2 separate regions of the Homo sapiens genome follow, and region 2 is linked to region 1. A link is a contact called in ENCODE Hi-C or POLR2A ChIA-PET data. All regions are on one chromosome and are shown on one strand. Each heading gives the region's core, a stretch centred on a gene start or an enhancer-like site at or near the end of the contact. The rest is flanking DNA. Distances are from core to core; before and after follow the strand shown.

Evidence for each region. A loop is a pair of places that touch in the nucleus more often than their neighbours do. ChIA-PET counts read pairs that join two places held with the same protein, here RNA polymerase II (POLR2A). Pooled maps may share reads with other maps.
Region 2: a loop to region 1 is called in a map of naive thymus-derived CD4-positive, alpha-beta T cell, with 9 times the contacts of the local background. The contact joins the promoter of IFT70B here to the promoter of GORASP2 in region 1. A Hi-C loop is called at or near these places in 1 of 168 maps with a recorded cell type or tissue (naive thymus-derived CD4-positive, alpha-beta T cell) and 5 of 50 pooled maps. POLR2A ChIA-PET finds 5 or more read pairs at or near these places in 1 of 52 experiments (CD4-positive, alpha-beta T cell).

What each region holds. Positions count from the first base shown.
Region 1 is chr2:170,927,382-170,930,672 of GRCh38, forward strand. It overlaps GORASP2 (golgi reassembly stacking protein 2), which reads left to right and starts at 1,872. Exons shown (of 10, transcript NM_015530.5): 1 at 1,872-2,022. The coding sequence starts at 1,960. RefSeq lists a silencer at 1,651-2,350.
Region 2 is chr2:177,551,196-177,554,432 of GRCh38, forward strand. IFT70B (intraflagellar transport 70B) reads right to left here and starts at 1,601. Exons shown (of 1, transcript NM_152517.3): 1 at 1-1,601. The coding sequence starts at 1,568. RefSeq lists enhancers at 601-1,405, 1,406-2,209, 1,578-1,867.

The DNA.
Region 1 (3,291 bases), core at 622-3,121:
GGACTTGCCCATGGACCACCAACGATCCACAGCCTGGGTTCTATAGGCCGCGGCTGCCATCAGACATATGGGAGACAACTGGTCCAAAAATTTTGACCACTGAACATGGCAGCAGCTTCCATCATAAAGAGGGTTATAATTGCCAAGCAGAATGAGAACATTATAATTAGATCTAGTTCTTCCATTTATTCTCTTGCATTAAATGTATTAATTTGTTGAATTAGCTGCTAGGCATTCTGGTAAATATCAAGAACATAGAGCCAACTCCACTGCAGACCCTGTCCTTGAGGAGCCTAATAACTGGAGATTTCATTTATGGATTTATGGATTTATTAGGCCTCCTAAAAATCTGCTATTCACTTACCGATAGCAAAGAAAATTATTTTTAAATTTTAAATAATATTTTCTTATTACAAAAGCACTTCATGAGCATCATAGAATATGGAACCAGCCAAAACAAAAAATAAAATATCTCTGTCACCACCCAGAGATCACCACTGTAACCCTTGGTTCATATTCTCCTCCCACATCTTCATATGCATACATACATATTAATCTGTATTTTGAGGACATGTTTTTCATTTTGTCTACAGACACATCCCGTCTTGTAACCAGCTTTTAAAAAAGACAATAATTTCCACGTTTCCATGTGAATAACTACTCTTCTAATACTCAGTACATATTCAAATTTCTCCAAATGAACCAAAAATGTCCTTTACGCTTATTTCTCCAAGTTGGCCCCCAACTCAAGCCCTTGCAATGTGTCTCTTGGTTATATTCTTCGGGTTCCTTTTAATCTGGCATAGGCCCTTTCATAGGACTCTGACTCGACAAAGAGAACTGGCCAGCTGTCCTGAAGGAAGGCCCACTTCCTGTATTTGCCTGGTTCCCTGTGGTGTCATTTTACTTGCTCCTCAATTCCCCTTACTTCCTGTAAACATCAAACTCAAGATGCCATAGAGGCAAGTTAACCACCTTGGGCTAGAATACTTCATGGGCGATAGCACGTACTTTACATTGCATCACATAGGAATCCACATAATACCTGGTTGACGCAACATCAGTCCAACTGACCACAAAGCAACTAGGGGTTTCAGAGGGAGTACACGTAAGGGGCAAAAGCAGCAACGGAATACGACAACGGAATAAGCATGAATACGACCTGGCTACCTGAAGGAGGTAGGACGGGGAACCGAGCAGCAGCAGGTGGTGGAATGCCAGGGAAATCCAACCGTGCTTCCCACGCTGGCATCGCTCTGATTATGACCAATCCTCTAATCTTATTCTCACAATTAGGGAGGAAGAAAAAAAAACAAACCCAAACCAAAAAAGAAGTTGGTAGGTGACTCTGTGAGACTACTGTTTTATAAAGGGAGCGTTTCCTTTTATAAAATTTAGCTGAGCAGATGCTAGGCAGCCCACAGGAGGCCACTATTCCCCTCAGCTGTACAGTTTGGGAAAATACCTACACACCCGGAGAACAGAGAGCTTGGTGTGTGTTGAGTTCGCTCCTGTTCATCAGCAGCCCTTTCCCCGCCTCTGGCCACCAGGGGGACCTGCAACCAAGTATGTGTTCTTTCAGGCGAGCGGGAACGCGTCTGCATAAATCTAGTCCAATCCAGGGCCCCGTAGCAAGGCGCCAAAGCTGGGGGAAGCGCATTTCTGTTCTCTCGCGAGCACGACGCGGTGCCTCCCAGTCCTCCTCCGGCCCTCCCTCTCCGCCCTCCCGGCCCGCGAGCGCTCGGGCCCCTTCCAGTGGCTCGCGGCAGGTGGCGCTGTCTGCGGCGTCGCAGCGGCCCGGGCTGCAGCAGAGACGATCTCCCGGCGGGCTGTGCGGCCCGGCTCTCCGGCGGCAGCGAGTGCCACGTCCCAAGTGCTACGCGGAGGATTAGAGCAGGCGGTGCGCTGGGGGCGGGAGCAGCGCGGAGCCCGGCTCGGCCACACCGATCGCCCGCCGCCATGGGCTCCTCGCAAAGCGTCGAGATCCCGGGCGGGGGCACCGAGGGCTACCACGTTCTGCGGGTAAGGGCTCCGACGGCGGCCGGGGAGCTGCGGGCTGGAGGCGGGGCCGGCCGCGGGGAGGCGGAGGCCCCCATGGGCTCCTTCACGGGGCAGCCAGGCCCGATCCCGCGAAGGAGCGGCGGTCGCGGGCGCTGCCTTGGTCGAGGCTGGTTCCGGAGGCCGCTCGCATCCCACCTCCGCGGAGCGCCCTGGGCACGGGGTCCGCGGCTGTAGGAGGACGGGCTGGAGCTGGAGGCGGCTGCCGGCGACTCGGCCAGGGGGCGGCCCTGGGAAGGGGGGACAACCTTGCTCTTTTTCCGCACGGCCTTCTCTCTCCTCCACCCCCCCTCATTTTTAGCTTCCAAAGTTAGGAAGGGCGCGGAGGCAACGTCTCCAAAGTGGTGACTGTGAAGGCAGCCTTTGCGCTTTCCTAGGAGAGGGATCCGGACCCGCAGTCCGGAGGCGGGGCCTGCGGCGGCAGGTGTTAAATCACCTCGGCGCCGGCCGAGTGGCCTGAAAGACCAGCAGGGCAGGAGACGGAAAACCAAATGGCCTGGAAGTAGGTTCGACGGACTTAAACAGACTTGATTTTGACCAGACTTTTCCTTTCCCGTGCCACTCCTGACCCTCCCAAACCTTCTCAAGATTTCCTGGAGTGGGAACTTCCGTTCTGTTCCGATTGCTGAGGGTGTGGTTTAGATTATAAGGTTTAGATCCACAGTGGTAAAGAGGTAGTGCAGAGAAATTTTTTTTAAAAATCGGAGTATATAAAGGAAAACAACCCTAGCTTAACTTCCAGGACGCAGAGAAACATAGTATCTCAAAAGGCGTCAGCTAAGCCCCTACCTATGAACGGCCTGGGCCTGGGTGGTACAAAGCATGTGGTCTTTTCCTCATGGAACCGGGCGACTTTAGAAGTAGCATTGATGGTTGTTTGCTGTGACACCTGTGTGAGTGTTAACATGAACAGTCAACAGAGTGGCCGCAGCGTGTAGCGCCATTTAGGGGTGTAATAGAGTGTCACTCAATATTAGCTCCTCACAGGCAAGAACGTTTTCACTGAAAGTAAGAGAGTGCACTTCCTGGTGCTACCTTCATTTCCTGCCCTGGGTCCCATGTTTTAGGTGAGACACATTCTTAAATTGCCCAGCTGTCTATGTGATAGGGCTGAGACAGATCATCTTTCTGATCTTCCGGATTATCGTGTCTATTGCCTTTCCATTACACTAAAAATCCCTCCTCTGCCATACTCTTAGTAGGAAAGGGTGATTTTTTTTTTCCCCGAAAGGA
Region 2 (3,237 bases), core at 351-2,850, 6.6 Mb after region 1:
TTCCTCATCAACTCCTCTGCTTCTTCATTTTGACTTGTCATAATATAGGAAACACAGAGATTAGCCAGTACAATAGCACTGACATTCAGGATGTTATCATAATGCTTCTTGACTATGGGTTCATAGAAACCAATGGCTTCTTTGTATTTGTTTTCCTGCATGAACAGAACATGAGCCACATTCAACTTCCACACATCATGGTCGTTACAGAATTCCACAGATTTGCGGAAGATCTTTTCCACCATTGGATAATTTTCAAGATTCCAGTAGATTTTTGCCTGAGCCATCAACACAGGAATGTATTTCTCCATGGTTTCATCATATTCATTCACTGCCTTTTTGATAGCTTCATCATCTCTATTGTGTCTTGCTTCCTGTACTTGTATGGTAAGTTTCCGGAGGACCTCAGTCAGCATCCCTGCTAGCCCATCAAGCTTAATGAAAGCCTCTTCAGGAGCTGTCTGGCAAGTGATCACAGCGTCCAAGAAGTCATAGAGATAGGGTGTGAGGAACTTATAAATCAAATGGGCATTTTCTGCCAGGACATCTGCTGCCAGGTCAAAATACTCATATTTACAGTAGAGCAGCAACAGGTTGCCAAAAGTCTCTGGAGGAAAGGGATTCTGTTGGAGCAAAAACTGTAGCTTTTCAAACCCTTCTGTAGGCCTGGCATCCATGTTCATTAGTGCCTGGTTGTGTAGGGTCACAGGGTCCAACTCTTCCTCTGCCCTGGGTGGCATGTCAGTGAGGGCTTCTTGAGCTGCCTCATAGTTTCTCAGTTGGTATTCTATAGCTGCCTTAAGGTTGAAGGCTTCCACCAGAGCAGTCTGATGGAGGACTAAGGTGTTGCCAACACTGCGAACATCAATGCCCTCAGTGGTCATGCCCACACCTAGCTCAGGGTGCTGGCGGATGCCACGCTCAATAATCTCAGCGATATGCTTCAGTGCTGAAGCATACTGTCGGCTGCTGTAATAGGCCAAAGCCAGGTTGTAGGAAAGGTCAGGCTGGTAGCCCGAGGCCTGCAGGGCGGCAAAAAACTTGGAGCATGCAGCTTCATACTGTCCCTCCTTGTAGAGCAAACAACCCAGGTTGATCTGGCCATCGGTCTCATTCTCGCCCCCACTTTCCTCTCCCCCTTCCCTACTCGGCAGCTGCTCTACCAGGCTCCTGGACCCTGGCAGATCGCCCTCGCTGTACTTGATAGCAGCTTGCAGGCGGAGGACCCGGCTGTGGTAGGCGGGGTTATCCAGGAGAAGGAAGGCGACCCGGGTGGCCTCCGCATAAAGGCAGGCCTTGTACAGGGCCTGGGCCTGGTACAGGCGGTACTGCTCCAGTTCCGGGTGCAGCTGGCCCAGCTGCTCATAGCACTCGGCCGCCAGCGCGAACTCCTGCAGGCGGTAGTAGCAGTAGCCTAGCAGCGACAGGCCGGCGCGGCTCCTAGGGCTCCGCTGCAGTTCTCCGCCCAGCAGCTGCACCGCCTCGGCGTAGCGTGCATTGCGGATGAGGCGGTACACGACCGCGGTGAACTCCCCGTCGGGGATCTGCGCGCCGCTCAGGCCAGCCATAACCACCACGGCTGTTATGGGTGCGGTTACTATGGCAACAGAGCAACCGGAAGCGGAAGACTGCCGGTTTCCTTGTCGCAAGAAATCTGTTAGGAACAAAAAGGGACCACTCTCGTCAGTCTCTCAATTTCAGCTTGATCTTCAAATACTCTGGACTGCGGAGTGGCGGCATTCAGGAGGGGAAAGACTACTCCGGGCCGTTCAGAGACTGAATCTACTCGTCCCGGCATGCACCGTTCCAGTGGTTCCGCGGCGCGGGTCGTAGCCGCGCTGCATGCTGGGAGACGTAGTCCCGGCTGTACCTACCGAACCGGCGGCCCGTGGGGGTGCAGGGTAACTCTCCTTCCCTGCCTCTTAAAGATGAGGGGCGCTCACTGTGTCTGTTATGGCACCGTGGTCTCTGGCGCGGCGGAGGAAGGTTTCCGGCCCCATGTTCCTGGCGATTTTGAGCCTGGTACACGGTGTGGTCGATAATAATGCTGGCTTTTGGTTTAGTTTCAGTAAAAGAACCGGGATGGCAAAAGGCGAGTTATCTCTTGGAATTACCCTGGAATTAGAGCACGTTCTTTTTTGCACTACCCCGAGGGCACAGTTTGTAAGAACGGAATAGAGCGGCGAGCAGGAATCCTTAATTTGGTGGTTTCCAGAGGTTAATGAGGAAAAAGGACTGTGAATCTTGATTGGTACTGGGAGAGTTTCGGTTTTAGGTCCAAGTATCTCCCGCTCTTTTTTCCCGTAACAACAAATATTACTGAGTATATATTGGCGTTTACCCTTGGCCATCCCCATTGCGCTGGAGTTCCAACTTTCACTACTAGGTAGAAACGTTGGAGAAATGCATGACTTCAGTTTTTTCCAAGAGGGGAAAATCCAAGACATTAAAATGTGCTCCTTTCCCTATGCATTTTTACTCTTCTCTCTTAACTACTAAATTAGTCAGCCAGTGATGTGTGGGTGTGTGAGAGACACACATGCTCAGTTTGTACTTTTCAGCCTTCTAGGGATTTTGGATATTGAACTGATAAATATGGATTTTCTTCTGTTAAAATAAGAAAAGATTGCCTACACTTTAATTTTTTTTCCAGATTCTTAGTTTGAAGATTTCTATGCAGGTTTGCTAGACTGTACAAGATATCATTCTGGGTTTTCTTTCATTCTTTGTTATATATTTGGAATAGATGCTGTAGATTCCATGTTATTATCCTGGGGCTATTTTTGTATAATTTTTTTTCAGTTTATTAGTGGCCATGATGGGGCTGTGAAAAACTAGGGGCTTAATTATTCCATAAAATTATATTTAATCACCAATTTAAAAAATACCCCTAGATAAACTGACCTGGAGACCATAGACTTTAAGGGAGAATAAATACAATTTTTCAATCAAGAATTAGGGACATAGACAAGATAGCAAAATATGAATTTGGCTTATCCCAGTGAGGTACTTGTAAATAGTGTAGTTTTCAAGGTAACAATAATAGTTGTAATTCATTAACATCTATCATATGGTGGCCTGGGACAGAGCATTGTCTTTTGTAGTCTTCCATGATGTCCATTGGCCTCACTACCACCCATGATAAACAGTCCAAGTCAGAGCATGTCTTTGCTATATAATTAAATACTTCAATGCAGGTACCTTACTGCCTCTTCAACAGTATTGCTGTTCATAAAT